Regions from separate parts of the Homo sapiens genome. Here all the other regions are linked to region 1. A link is a contact called in ENCODE Hi-C or POLR2A ChIA-PET data. All regions are on one chromosome and are shown on one strand. Each heading gives the region's core, a stretch centred on a gene start or an enhancer-like site at or near the end of the contact. The rest is flanking DNA. Distances are from core to core; before and after follow the strand shown. Region 1 holds the start of ANP32A (acidic nuclear phosphoprotein 32 family member A). Region 2 holds the start of AAGAB (alpha and gamma adaptin binding protein). Region 3 holds the start of IQCH-AS1 (IQCH antisense RNA 1). Region 4 holds the start of MAP2K5-DT (MAP2K5 divergent transcript).

Region 1 (2,979 bases), core at 128-2,627:
ACATACTGGCTTATCTCTCCTTTGAACTCCTGTTCCTGAAAAATAAACATATGTATCCAGAAAAACTACCTTGAGGCGTGTGGGGAAGAGTGCAGACATGTAGAAACAAACACTAAAATACAGTCGTGTGGAAAGGTAAGGATGTATCTGTCCTCGTTGACAACAATCCCCGTGGTTTATTAACAGCCACAGGCAGCCAACTTAGTGCCGTAAGTCGGTAACCCAGTGGGCATCGGGGCTTTAAGGTCTCTTAAAACTTAATGTGATTCAAAAATACCCAAGGCAACCACGCCGAAAAACCAGGAGAAAGGGCTCCAGTTAGAGCCTCCTTGGCAACCCAAACCGAACCGAATGACTCAGGTGGACGATTAGAATAAACCGTGCGCCGTTCTCTTTCACTAGGTCTATAAAGCCCAGAAATTATGTTTGGTCCAGAAAACCAGGAGTTATGAGCACCTTCCTTTTCCACCTTTTAATATTCTACATATCTAGCAACGGTTCTTAATCCATGGTCTTCATTCATTTATTGCCTAAACAAGATCTTGGGTGTCTCTTGGTGATCACTTCTTCCAAGCTGACCTAATATGACAGCAAAGTGAAAAGCCTCTTCGTGGGAAGGGTCGCGACCGCGCGGTAAGTCATCCAAAAGTGGAAGCATCTTGCTTTTACTGACTTATGTATACGAGGGTGGCGATGGTGGCGGCCTGACAGGGACGAGGCCGGAGGGGAAGGGGCGCGCGGGCTGCTGGGCAGCCGCGGTGGGGGTGACGGGGGCAGCCACGCTCCCCAGCGCGAGCCGCCGGACCCGGGACCCGACGAGCCCCTCCCGGCATTGCACCCTGACCCCTCTCCTCCTTCCAGGCCTTTCATCTGCCCTCCCGCTGGGCAGCCCGCGGTCCCCGGACCTCAAGCCGCCCGCCTCCTTCCGCAACCCCGTCGCGCCGCCCCGCGAAGCCCTCGGCCGGGCGGGGACCCCGACCCGACCCCTCCGGCCGCGCCCCTCCCCCTCGCAGAACGCACCTGCGGCCCCGCCCCCGGCCGAACGCTGAGGCGGCGGCTGGCTGGCAAGGCCGGGCGGCTCGGCCCTCGAGGCACAGTCACCTTCCCTTCCCCCGCCATTCCGCCCACCCCCCTCACTCAGCCACAGAGCAGCCGCCGCGCTCCTCAGCCGCCCCGAAATCTAAAGGGGTCCGTCTCCGGCACCACTACCAAATGGCCGAGCCTCCCTGGCCGGCTGCGCAGCCCGCCCATTGGTCCCTTCCCCCCCCCGCCGCCACTGCCATTGGCTGTTGCCCGGAGACCCTCGGCGGCGATTGGCTCGGGCCGCTGCCGCTCGTCCATGGGGCCGCAGATCCCGCCTCCACGGCGATCAGGTTAGTGTGCGCCGCGGGTGCTGGGGGCTCGAGAACCGAGCGGAGCTGGTTGAGCCTTCAAAGTCCTAAAACGCGCGGCCGTGGGTTCGGGGTTTATTGATTGAATTCCGCCGGCGCGGGAGCCTCTGCAGAGAGAGAGCGCGAGAGATGGAGATGGGCAGACGGATTCATTTAGAGCTGCGGAACAGGACGCCCTCTGATGTGAGCATTTGCCAAAAATATCTCTGTCGGTCCATTCTCCTACTTTGTGTGTGTGTGTGTGTGTGCGCGCTGGGGGGAGGCACTTTTTTTGGGGGGGGGCGCCCGGGAGGTGCGGGTTTGGGGGTCGGACTGCAAGCGAATTGGCAAGGCTGGGGGGTTGCAATGCCATCCGAGCATGTTCCGGCTGCCGCCGCCGCTGCCCTTGGTGTGTGACTACCTGTGCGTGTGCTCCCGCGTGTGCGAGTGTGGGTGCGAGAGTGTGCGTGCGAGTGTGCACCCATCGGGGGCCGGCGGGCGCACGCGTTTGGGTCGGAGAGAATGAGGCGAAATCACCCTCGGAGATCGCTGCTCCCGTGACTCCGTCTGGGGGGAAGATTAACGAGGGAGGAGGAGGAGAGGGGCTGCCTCCTGGATTTAACAACAAAAAAAGGGGGTTTTACATTTTATAAATGTATCCCCCCTTCCGCCCCCCTCCCGCGCCTCCCCCCTCCCTTTCTCTCGCTCGCTCGCTCGCACACACAATAAGTTTGGGGCTTCGCGAGTCCGGTTTAGTTTCTGATAAATGTGGGCCGAGGCCCCCGGGGAGAGCGCGTGGGGAGGGGGCTGCAGCGGAGTTGGGAATGGCTGGAGTTTAAAGTGCGTCTTCATTTCTTTGCAGTGATGAGGCGAGAGACGGGGGAGCCATATTTGTAACTTTGTAGTGTTCGTGAACGCGCCCTTTCTCTCCCTCCCTCCCTTTCTCTGCCTCCCTTCCTCTCCTCCTCTTTCTCCCTCACTCTTTCCACCCCACCTTCGGGCCAGATGCTGATGTTTCTTCCTTTCCTTCCGAAGGGAGGATAAATTAGAAGGAGGGGGAGGGATTTTCGAACGTGCTAAGGCACAGATAATCCCCGCGTCTCCCTGCCTCCAGCGATCGCTGGTGCAAGTTGCCCAAAGGCTACGTCCCGGTGCCCCCTCGCCCCAGCTCCTTCCGGCTTCCCCAAGATGCCAGCCTTTGGGCCCTGGTGCCCCCCAGCTCGAACCCCCGGCCCGTCTTTCTCAGTGCTGGGCTTGTCGGCAGCCATTCGGCGCCTGCTTAATAAATGGGCACGGGAAACTTTGTCAGGACGCGAGCTGCCCGGAGCTGGCGCCCGTGGTGGGTACTGGCTGGGTCCACGTTTATGCGGGCATGGCAAACACGCAGCTCTAGGATGGGAGTTTGCCCGCTAGCCGCCGTTATTGATTGGGCAGCGGCGGGAGCACGGCCGGAGGAAACTTACACGGGTGGGAATCGCGAGGCTCGAGCGAAAGCTTACCCCTGAGGAGGGGGAAGGTGAGGGTGGGTGACTCGAACGCTGGTTTTTATTTCTGCCTCCCTCTCGCTTTCAAACCTGAGTGTTTTCGGCGAGTTGGCGGCTCTGGGGCG
Region 2 (2,979 bases), core at 199-2,698, 1.6 Mb after region 1:
GCTCTGCGAATAGTTCTAGTGAATCATTGAATGTGAGGGTGGTGATGGGGCCCCTAAGTTTGTACCCAGCTGGTCTGAAGTGAGGTGGTTCTGGGGACCCCTGAACTTGCAGGTAGTGAGTGTTGAAGTTAGGGCAGTTTTTTGTGGACCGTTCCCTCAGACTTCGCAGTTTGGCTAAACTCATTGCTGCGTGATGGTGAAAGTGAGGGTGAGAAAAGATCAGGTAAGATTAGGTATGATTCTTAATGGGGAAGTCTATGAAATTGGTGAGTTCAGGGGCTTGTATTTGGGAAAAGGTACATTTAGGGAAGTCTCTCCTAGATGGGAGGTAAGAGATCAAAATTCTGCCAGAAAAATTAGATCCCTTTGACGAGTAAGACCCACTTCAGACCAACTGAGTGACAGTCCTGACAGAGTGACCTTAGACAAATGACTTCAAGACTTAGTCAAATGCAGCTATTATATATGTGATAGTTAAAACCGATGATATATGTGGAAATATCTTAAAGTTACCTCACATAAATGTGAAAACAAAATGCCATGATCATTTCAGAAACATCTGAGTGCAACTATTACAAATTGAGCTGTATTGGACAAGACTTTCTTGACATTTCCCCTCTCAAATTAAAAAGGTCTTTCACTAAGTTTTTAAATGTCACATTTTTTCATTCCAAGTTATCTTGATTTTTCTGTGTGTTCTCCAATGAGGAACATTTAGATCTAAAAAACTGGGGTGTTTAAGAAAAGCAATTCACATATTTCAATTTGTCTCCAAATTTCTTATCACCTCCTAGAGTGTCCGATTTGTCTCTCCTCCACTCCCGACGTCATGGGTTCAAATTTTTCAGAATATAACATTTAAAAATGATGCCTCAGCGTGAGGTTAATTTTTCTGAAGTAAAGGTTCCGGGTGAACGGTTTTAGAGTTTTCCCAGAGGCAGAAAGTCCTGCTTCTGGGGCGTAACCTACAGGGTAAGTCACCGGGAGTGTGCTGGGCCGTGGGGGAAGGTCTGGGTGGGCATTTTTGGGAGCCTCTCGCGAGTTGGAGGGAGTCTAGGGGCGGCGCACCAAATGGGTGAGCGTCGGTGAATCGGCGCGCGGGACCTCGCTCGGAAGTGGCGCGGCTGGGCAGGGCAGGGCCGGGGGAAGCCCGTTTCCCACCTGGATTAAGATGGATCCGACAGGGTCGTGGTTTTCAGTGTTCTGTGCCATGGCTAGGTCAGGGAACGGCTACCTCCGCGGAGGCGCGGTTTCCAAGCACGGAAACCTTCAGCCGGAGCCGCTCGTCCCCATGGCAACACCGCGCGCGACCTGGCCTGTTCCACGCTGGGAGCGGAAGGGGGTCTAGGGGCGGGGTCAGGCCAGCCTGGTCATTCCGAGAACGCCCTCTCCGGCCTGTCTCCCCCTCGCGCCGGCGGCCGTGGTGCAGCCCAAGGCGGAAGCGGCTGCCTGACGGAACCGGCTCGCGAGCGCAGCTATGGCTGCTGGCGTACCCTGTGCGTTAGTCACCAGCTGCTCCTCCGTCTTCTCAGGAGACCAGCTGGTCCAACGTGAGTAGATAGGCGCCTGGGCCGACCTCCAAGGCCCCTGAGCCTCAGCGGGCGACGGACCCAGCACCACGGCCTCTCTGGGCCTTGTCCCCGCAGCGGGCCCTGCGTTCTTCCTCCAGTCAGTGGAGGCGCCCAGTCTCCCCAGGTGGCTGCCCCTATCTCTTAATCTCGTGCTTTTCTGCCCACTCGGCCTTCTTCGGCGTTCCTTTCGGCTTCCTGTGTAAAGTGAGACTGATTTCCCGCTCTGCTCAGCCCAGGCCACAGGTTTTTGCGAGGATCCGTTGAGATGAACCTGAAGGCTCTCCGGAAATTGCGCTAGGTTACAGGAGTGTAAGGTGCTGGAATTGTTGATATCGTGATGTTGTTATCCTTGCTGCTCCGGGAGAGAGTGTTTACTCTGAATTCTGAAGTTTATTCTGCGTATTTACTCTGAAGTTTATTCTGCTTCTTAATGTGTACATTATAAGACTTGTTAGCTTTGTCCGCTCCACTCTAGTTATTCACGCCTTTCATCTGAGGCATGGGCTCTCCGCCAACATGAGTTTTTGGGTATGATTGGGCTAGTGCTTTTGCTTGTAGACCCTCATAATGGCTGTCAGACTTACTAACTCTTAAAAGAGAGAACATGGGACTGGATAATAAGCCAACTCTACTAAAGGGCTCTGTGAAGTTGAATTATAGGTAACTCAAGACTTCTGTTTTAAGTGTATGGCTTAGAATCAGAGCAGTGACTTAGCTGTATGATCTCGAGCAAGTCACCTAACCTACCTACATTCCTTCCTTCTTTTCTTTTTTTTTTTTTAAAGAGACGGGAACTTGCTCTGTCGCCCGGGCTGGAGTGCAGTGATGCGATCATAGCTCACTTCAGCCTCGAACTCCTGGGCTCAAGCGATCCTCCTGCCTCAGTCTCCCGAGCAACTGGGACTGCAGGCTCACACCACGAACCCTGGCTAATTTTTTTATTTTTTGTAGAGCCAGAGTCTTGCTATGTTGCTCAGGCTGGTCTCCAACTCGTGGTTTCAAGTGATCCTCCTGTCTTGGCCGCCCTAAGTGCTGAGATTACAGGCGTGAGCCACTGTGCCTGGCTACCCTTCACTTTCTCTTTTCTCTCCTTTTTTTTATTTTTGTTTTGAGATAGGGTCTCACTCTGCTGCCCAGGCTGTAGTGCAGTGGCGTTATCTCGGCTCACTGCAACCTCTGCCTCCTGGGCTCAAGCCATCCCCCTACCTCAGCCTCCCAAGTATCTGGGACTACAGGTGTGTGCCACCACGCCCGGCTAATTGCCCCCCCCCCCCCCCGTCATACGGGGTTTGGCCATGTTGCCCAGGCTGGTCTGGAACTCCCGGGCTCAAGTGATCTGCCTGCCTTTGCCACCCAAAGTGCTGGGATTACAGGTGTGAGTCACCACCGCGCCCGGCCCCTTCACCTT
Region 3 (2,979 bases), core at 234-2,733, 1.3 Mb after region 1:
GATTGTACCTCACAGAATAGGAAAGGACCTATTATCTAATTCACATCCCCTCTACCTTCAGACAAAAATTAAAAATAAACGTTACCAGATGTGTTCACCACTTTAAAATATTTTTTAATTCCCTTTATCAGTATATCCCAATTTGTATTAAAGCATGCATGAGCAAAAAGTTGTCCTTTTTGCTTAACTTAGAACTCTTACTCCCATTTTAGCAGGATTTTTAGAATGTCCAAAAGACCATACAGACCATTAAATCACTCTCCCACATTAATAAACAAAACAAAACAAAAAACACTACAACTGTTGTTTCTTTCAACTTTAAAAGGTTTTACTTTTCTATGTGTGGAATGTTCTGAGTATCCACTTTTTTTGGATGTCTTAATCTCTAAATCTAAAAGAGAGGCCCCTAATCATTAAGGTGCTCTTAAACAAAATGTCAACACTAAAAATGTGACTTTAAAGGAAAAAAAGGCATTTGGCTCATGGTTTACCTATAACTCTCCCGTTATGCTTTTCCTAACCTATTATTCTTTAGGGAAGAATGATTTCTTACTTATGAAAAATGCTAAAATAAACTTATACTTCTCGAATCTAGTTAACACTCCAGTCTTTCCAAATAATTTCGAATTGAATTTCCTAAGTCACCTCACCCTTCAACTTCAACCAACCTCCAAAGTAGTGGGCATGCTCTATACAGTCCATCAGCCAAATAATAAGAGGCATTTTTAAAGGATAACACGTTGCTAAACAATTATCTCCTTACAGGACAGTCCAGTGGAGTAACGGCTCAAAAAGCCCACGACTGACATATGTGTTATTATAAGCACAAATACACAGACTATTTTTAACCTTAATGGACGATCAGATTATGTAATAGTATTAGTAGTACGGCTGCGCAGGGTTTAGTTTTAATCCTGGCTTTAAAAACCTGGCTGGGTAACATGGTTCATTCAGCTCCATGGCTAGATTTTGAATCACTGAAATCTAGATTGATTTTATGCCAGCTATTAGTAAGTTCAAAACATCTTGAGGCCTTCTGTTTTCCCCTGACCTATAAAAGATACACCCATGTCCATGTTCGTACCTCCCTCTTCTGTCATTAAACCAAAAGAAAATAAACACCTAGTGACAGTAAACATCCTCAGGGCGTCTCCATGAAAATATACAAATATTAAAGATCTTTAAAAATCTTTTAGGCCTAGCACCTCAGGAAGCTGTTATGTCTGGTGAAAACCTTTGGTGCTTTTAGTAAAACGAACTTGCCGGGAATTCATACAAAGAAAACAAAAGAAACTTAAAAGAGTAGTTCCAGTTATTGCAACATAAACGCAGCTGCAAAGTGATGTTCACGGGAATGAGTCCTGCCATGCAGTAGGACGGATGTCAACTTCAGAGCCACTTTCTAGGGGGCGTTTCCTGACGCCCCCTGGCTTACTGCCCAGGCCAGGGGTCTACTCTGGTTAACATGGGCAGGACAGGAGGGCGACCCGCCCCTCCCTAGGCCCGAGGACGCGCCCGCAGCAGGCGAACGGCTTCGGGTGCCAGGAGCTCAGCAAGCTGGGGACCCCCTGGGCGAGGAGTACAAAGGACCCCAGGCGAAGCCGGCGCCGGGAGGCAGAGCTGACTCCCGCGGGACTCTACCGGCCTGCGAGCGTTCGTCACGTGCTCGGTGGCTGAGGGGCCGTCCCGGCCGGGCGGGCTTCACCGCGTGGGCGCGGCAGTCGCCACTCACCGAGGTTGACGACCTTGAGCGCCGTGAAGAAGCGGTTCTGCCGGGCCAGGTCCTGCCAGGGAGCCTTGGAGCAGTGGTACTTGATGAAGGGGAAGCAGCCGGTGCGCAGGACGTGGTAGTTGGCGCCCTGCACCGGCCAGTTGAAGTGCGAGAGGCCGAACTGGTCGTTGCGGACGGCGCTGTAGGGCACGCAGAAGGAGGTCCAGTGCGGCAGGCGCCGCTGCAGCAGATGCCGCGTCAGCACCTCCGAGGCGCTGGGCTTGGGGCGGGCGGCGGCGCGCGAGGCCCACGGCCTACACAGCAGCAGGCGGAGCGCGACCTCGTGGGCCCTCCTCAGGGCCTCCATGGCCCGCCGCGCCGGGGACGCAGGCTGGTGTCCGCAGCCGCTGGCGCGCAAGCGCGCCCCCGGGCGAGCGCCGGGAAGGCCAACCGGCGCCGCGCGGGTGCCCGAGAGCCCCCGGTGTGCGGCGGCGCGTGCGCACAGCGGCCCCGTGGCCTCCCGCTGGGGGTGGAGTCCGGGGGATGGGAAGCGTGAGCTGCGCGAGGCGGAGGGTCACCTGCGTCAAGGAGCTGGTTTTGAGTGGCCAGGTGTGACCTCACGCCGTCATTAGTAACTCGGGCAGGGGAGGGATTCGGGGAGGTCTCATCAATTTGGGCCTGAGGAAAATTCAGGTGGAAGACAATTAAATAACTAACCACCTCCGCAAGGTGCAGAACTCAAACCCAAGTCTCCCTCCCACGCCCTGGGCTCCAGGGAAGCCCTTGGGTGTTGTTGTTGAAACAGGACGAGGCGTGACCCCGGGTCTGCGTTGTTTGGTAAGGCCGGGAGCACTTTTGTGTGTAGGTCCTCGCTGTCGGGTTCACTGTTTAAAATTAGTCCCAGAGATTTCAAAATCAAAAGTTTATTTAAAAACCTCACGTGTCTCAGTGCAGCGTCCGAACACACAAAGGCACCTCCCTCTAAGAACCTGGTAGACGGACCAGGAGCCTCTTATCGAGCTTTGTGGACCTCAGTCACCCATTACCAATCCATTACTTTCGGAAAAGCTTTGCTCAAACTTTGCGGCCTCTTGAGGCAGTAACTTACGGACAAAACTGCTTTTAGAAAAGGATTTCCTCTTTTGTCCTAAACTCATTTTGTTTGGAGAGGCCATACATAAACAAGATGATGTGTCTGAAACCACCTTATGTAAATGAGGTACAGTAATTACGCGTTAAGCATCATATAACAATTACTATCGTTGCTA
Region 4 (2,979 bases), core at 218-2,717, 1.3 Mb after region 1:
AATACCTCGTCTCTACAAGATACAAAAATTATCCAGGTGTGATGGCATGTGCCAGCTACTTGGGAGGCTGAGGTAGGAGAATCGCTTGAGCCCAGGAGGCAGAGGCTGCAGTGAGCCGAGATCGTGCCACAGCACTGCAGCCTGAGCGACAGAGTGAGGCCCTGTCTCAAAATAAATTAATGAAACAGTGTGCTCAAACATGGTAAGTTAAAGTTGTCCTTTTTCCCTTTCTCAGCTGGTCACCAAGTTCAGAGAACTCAGTAGAAAAACAAGGCTGGAATCTGTCCAAGGACATTCCCCGAAACACTTGGGGGGAAAAAACCTCTCTTCTAGATTCAGCAGTTTGCATTTGCGTGGTTGTGTCTATATGTGTGTCCCAGCCCGGGCCATGAGCTCTCTGAGGGCAGGGGTTCAGTCAGATTGATCTATCTCCCCAGGGTCCTAGACATTTGCCAGGTTTTAGTGGTTGCAATTTATCAATGCTGTGCCTGAAGCAATAAAACTGCCTCCACAGGAAGCCAGCAGTAGCCATTGCCACTGGCTCAGGTCACCAGTGGTCAAGGTGCTGACTACTCAAGTCCCTGAGTCCCCCTTGCTGGCATCCGGACACTGAGATTACCACTCACCAGCACATCCCTGAAGAGTAACTGCGGCCCGGAGTGCACTGTCCAGTCCACCGCGCCACTATTTGGGATCTTGATGCGAATTACCAGCACCTGGTTCTCCATGGCAGGAAAGGGGCCAAGGGCTAGCCACAGCATTACAGGTTAAAGAGGCTCACATCCTGGGGTATGGGAAACCCACTGGCCGCTGGTTAGGAGGGGGCTCCAAGAGGTGACAAGGGGAGTGACGGGCAGAGGACAGAGGGTGAAAACAAGGGAATGGAGGATGAGGGGGAGGGAAGAGGGGAGGGGTGATCAGGAACGCACCCGCAGGCACCGAGCCTGCCCAGGCTGTCGGGGGTCTGAGGTGTCTCCCGGGGAGGGTGCACCGGGAAGCGGGCAAAGGCCCGCAGGAACTAGCGGAGGTCGGAAGGTTCTGGAGTTGAGCGAACGCTATGGTGAAGGTCTCTGCCGCCGTGTGGGTATGAGGAGGCAGCAGGGCAAGGACTCGGTTTGGGGGAGATACAGCGGCAGGTGTCCACCGCTCGTCAGTGGACTAGGAGAGGGTCCTCGACTGGAGGGGACTCAGTCCGGGGCTATTAAGAAAGAGCCCCAGGGCCGCCACACCACGGAGAGTCCCCGCGGGAGGTTCAAGGGGCGAGTCTTCTGCCCCACCCGGAGACACAGGGCGCGGCGCGCGCAGGCTGAGCTCCGGCCACCCGAGGCCGCGCGGACTGGCGGCGGCTGCGGCGGCGGCGACGGCGGTAGCGGCGAGAGGAGGAGGAGGAAGGCGGCGGCGACACTGTTACTCCGGAACCAAAACGCGCGGCGCCGGAACCCCGGGAGCCGACGAGCGGGACCCGCCTCCCGCGGCGCCATGTTGGAAAAGGGCAGCAGCTCCCGGGAGGATGCGCCCCCGGCGTGGGAAGCCGAGGAACCGGCGCGCGGCGCGCGGCGCGTGGCGCGTGGCGAGTCGGGGAGAGACTGGTCTTGCTCGCTCAGGAGACCCTCATCGCCCACAGAGCGCCCGCGGCGACCCGGTCACGGCCCTTCCATTTCCTGACCCTGCTTAATGACAGCGAGGTGAAAACATCTACCAAACGAAGGGTAAAAGGCTGGAGTCCGCCAAAAGCCAATTTAAGGCTTAACATTGCAGACCGTTTGTCTTTACAAAAGCTTCAAAGACGGGGCTGCAGCTCCCGGTTATCCCCACTTTGTCAAGCCATGAATCTGAATGTTCGTGGGGTTGTGTGCATCGAATCAGCAAGAGCAAGGCAAGAATTCAAGAAATAGTTCTTTTTTATCCCCCCTTCCAAGTCACAGGTTCAGAGGATCATCATCTTTCTCCCACATTAGCAAAACATATTTGCATTTTTCAGTGAAGTTCTTTACCGCACGAGTGCCCTAAAATAGCAAACAGTTCCCTGTTCAAAAGCAATAGTAAAGAAATTCGCCGAAGAGTTTAATTGCCTGGGGACAGCTGCAGTAGTCGCATCATCGTCTCTTATTAAACTGTTGCAGAAATATTCGGTCTAGTCCATGTATTTTCAACTAAATAGCACTGCTTACGCAGTTGGTGATATGGTGATATCACGGAAGTAGCAATAAACCTTGGTTATCTTTTTTTTTTTTTTTTTTGAGACGGAGTCTCGCTCCGTCGCCCAGGCTGGAGTGCAACGGCGCGACCTCTACTCACCACAACCTCAGCCTCCCGGATTCAAGCGATTCTCCTGCCTCAGCACTACCACCCCCACCAGCCCCCAACCCCTGCCGAGTAACTGGGACTACAGGCGTGCGCCATCCGTGCCCGCTCATTTTTGTATTTTCAGTAGAGACTGGGTTTCACTATGTTGGCCAGGCTGGTCTCAAACTCCTGACCTCGTGATCCGCCCACCTCAGCCTCCCAAAGTGCTGGGGGGATTACAGGTGTGAGCCACCGCGCCCGGCCAACCTTGGTTATCTTCAAATGCCTTGTTACCTCAGATTTTAAAGTGCATAAGGTTGTAGAACGATGGTGCCTCTACAGAAGTTTCTTTACAAATTGTAATGTGTAGGTTCGTCCTTTATTTCTTTCTTATGAAGGTGCACGAATTGGCTTTACTTTCTGGGGTTGAATTTTGTATAAACTCGGTTGAGGAGGCTTGTCAGTTTCCCTTCTAACAGTAAGGTGCTTGATTAATGTGAGAGAAAAAAATTAATGTTGGTCATTTTCAGTTACAATACCAAAATTTTTTCTGCATACTTTACTCTGAGTTACTTTTATATTTAATTTGAAAGGCCATTGTAGGAGATAAATTATCACATTTTAAGTTACTGTAAATCAATAGCTTAGGTAGAAATTCATTTAGTCAGATCCTTCAGATATTCTAGGAATTTC

Evidence for each region. A loop is a pair of places that touch in the nucleus more often than their neighbours do. ChIA-PET counts read pairs that join two places held with the same protein, here RNA polymerase II (POLR2A). Pooled maps may share reads with other maps.
Region 2: a loop to region 1 is called in a pooled map, with 9 times the contacts of the local background. The contact joins the promoter of AAGAB here to the promoter of ANP32A in region 1. A Hi-C loop is called at or near these places in 1 of 37 single-sample maps with no recorded cell type and 6 of 50 pooled maps. POLR2A ChIA-PET finds 5 or more read pairs at or near these places in 1 of 52 experiments (activated B cell).
Region 3: a loop to region 1 is called in a pooled map, with 14 times the contacts of the local background. The contact joins the promoter of IQCH-AS1 here to the promoter of ANP32A in region 1. A Hi-C loop is called at or near these places in 1 of 37 single-sample maps with no recorded cell type and 10 of 50 pooled maps. POLR2A ChIA-PET finds 5 or more read pairs at or near these places in 4 of 52 experiments (GM10248, T-cell, activated CD4-positive, alpha-beta T cell and 1 more).
Region 4: a map of CD8-positive, alpha-beta T cell shows a loop between it and region 1 (13-fold over the local background). The contact joins the promoter of MAP2K5-DT here to the promoter of ANP32A in region 1. A Hi-C loop is called at or near these places in 2 of 168 maps with a recorded cell type or tissue (CD8-positive, alpha-beta T cell and naive thymus-derived CD4-positive, alpha-beta T cell) and 7 of 50 pooled maps.

Annotation. Positions count from the first base shown.
Region 1 is chr15:68,819,293-68,822,271 of GRCh38, reverse strand. ANP32A (acidic nuclear phosphoprotein 32 family member A) reads left to right here and starts at 1,377. Exons shown (of 7, transcript NM_006305.4): 1 at 1,377-1,574. The coding sequence starts at 1,521. RefSeq lists silencers at 836-895, 966-1,125, 1,176-1,425, 2,926-2,979 and enhancers at 2,097-2,678, 2,679-2,979.
Region 2 is chr15:67,253,130-67,256,108 of GRCh38, reverse strand. AAGAB (alpha and gamma adaptin binding protein) reads left to right here and starts at 1,448. Exons shown (of 10, transcript NM_024666.5): 1 at 1,448-1,550. The coding sequence starts at 1,478. It overlaps IQCH (IQ motif containing H), which reads right to left and starts at 1,323. Exons shown (of 21, transcript NM_001031715.3): 1 at 1,162-1,323. The coding sequence starts at 1,212. RefSeq lists an enhancer at 1,388-1,707.
Region 3 is chr15:67,520,348-67,523,326 of GRCh38, reverse strand. IQCH-AS1 (IQCH antisense RNA 1) reads left to right here and starts at 1,483. Exons shown (of 6, transcript NR_040052.1): 1 at 1,483-1,808. C15orf61 (chromosome 15 open reading frame 61) reads right to left here and starts at 2,196. Exons shown (of 2, transcript NM_001143936.2): 1 at 1,733-2,196. The coding sequence starts at 2,078. RefSeq lists enhancers at 1,770-1,889, 2,530-2,609 and a silencer at 2,000-2,349.
Region 4 is chr15:67,541,118-67,544,096 of GRCh38, reverse strand. MAP2K5-DT (MAP2K5 divergent transcript) reads left to right here and starts at 1,467. Exons shown (of 1, transcript NR_186334.1): 1 at 1,467-2,979. It overlaps MAP2K5 (mitogen-activated protein kinase kinase 5), which reads right to left and starts at 1,394. Exons shown (of 22, transcript NM_145160.3): 1 at 627-1,394. The coding sequence starts at 761. RefSeq lists a silencer at 1,259-1,378 and enhancers at 2,252-2,301, 1,954-2,454.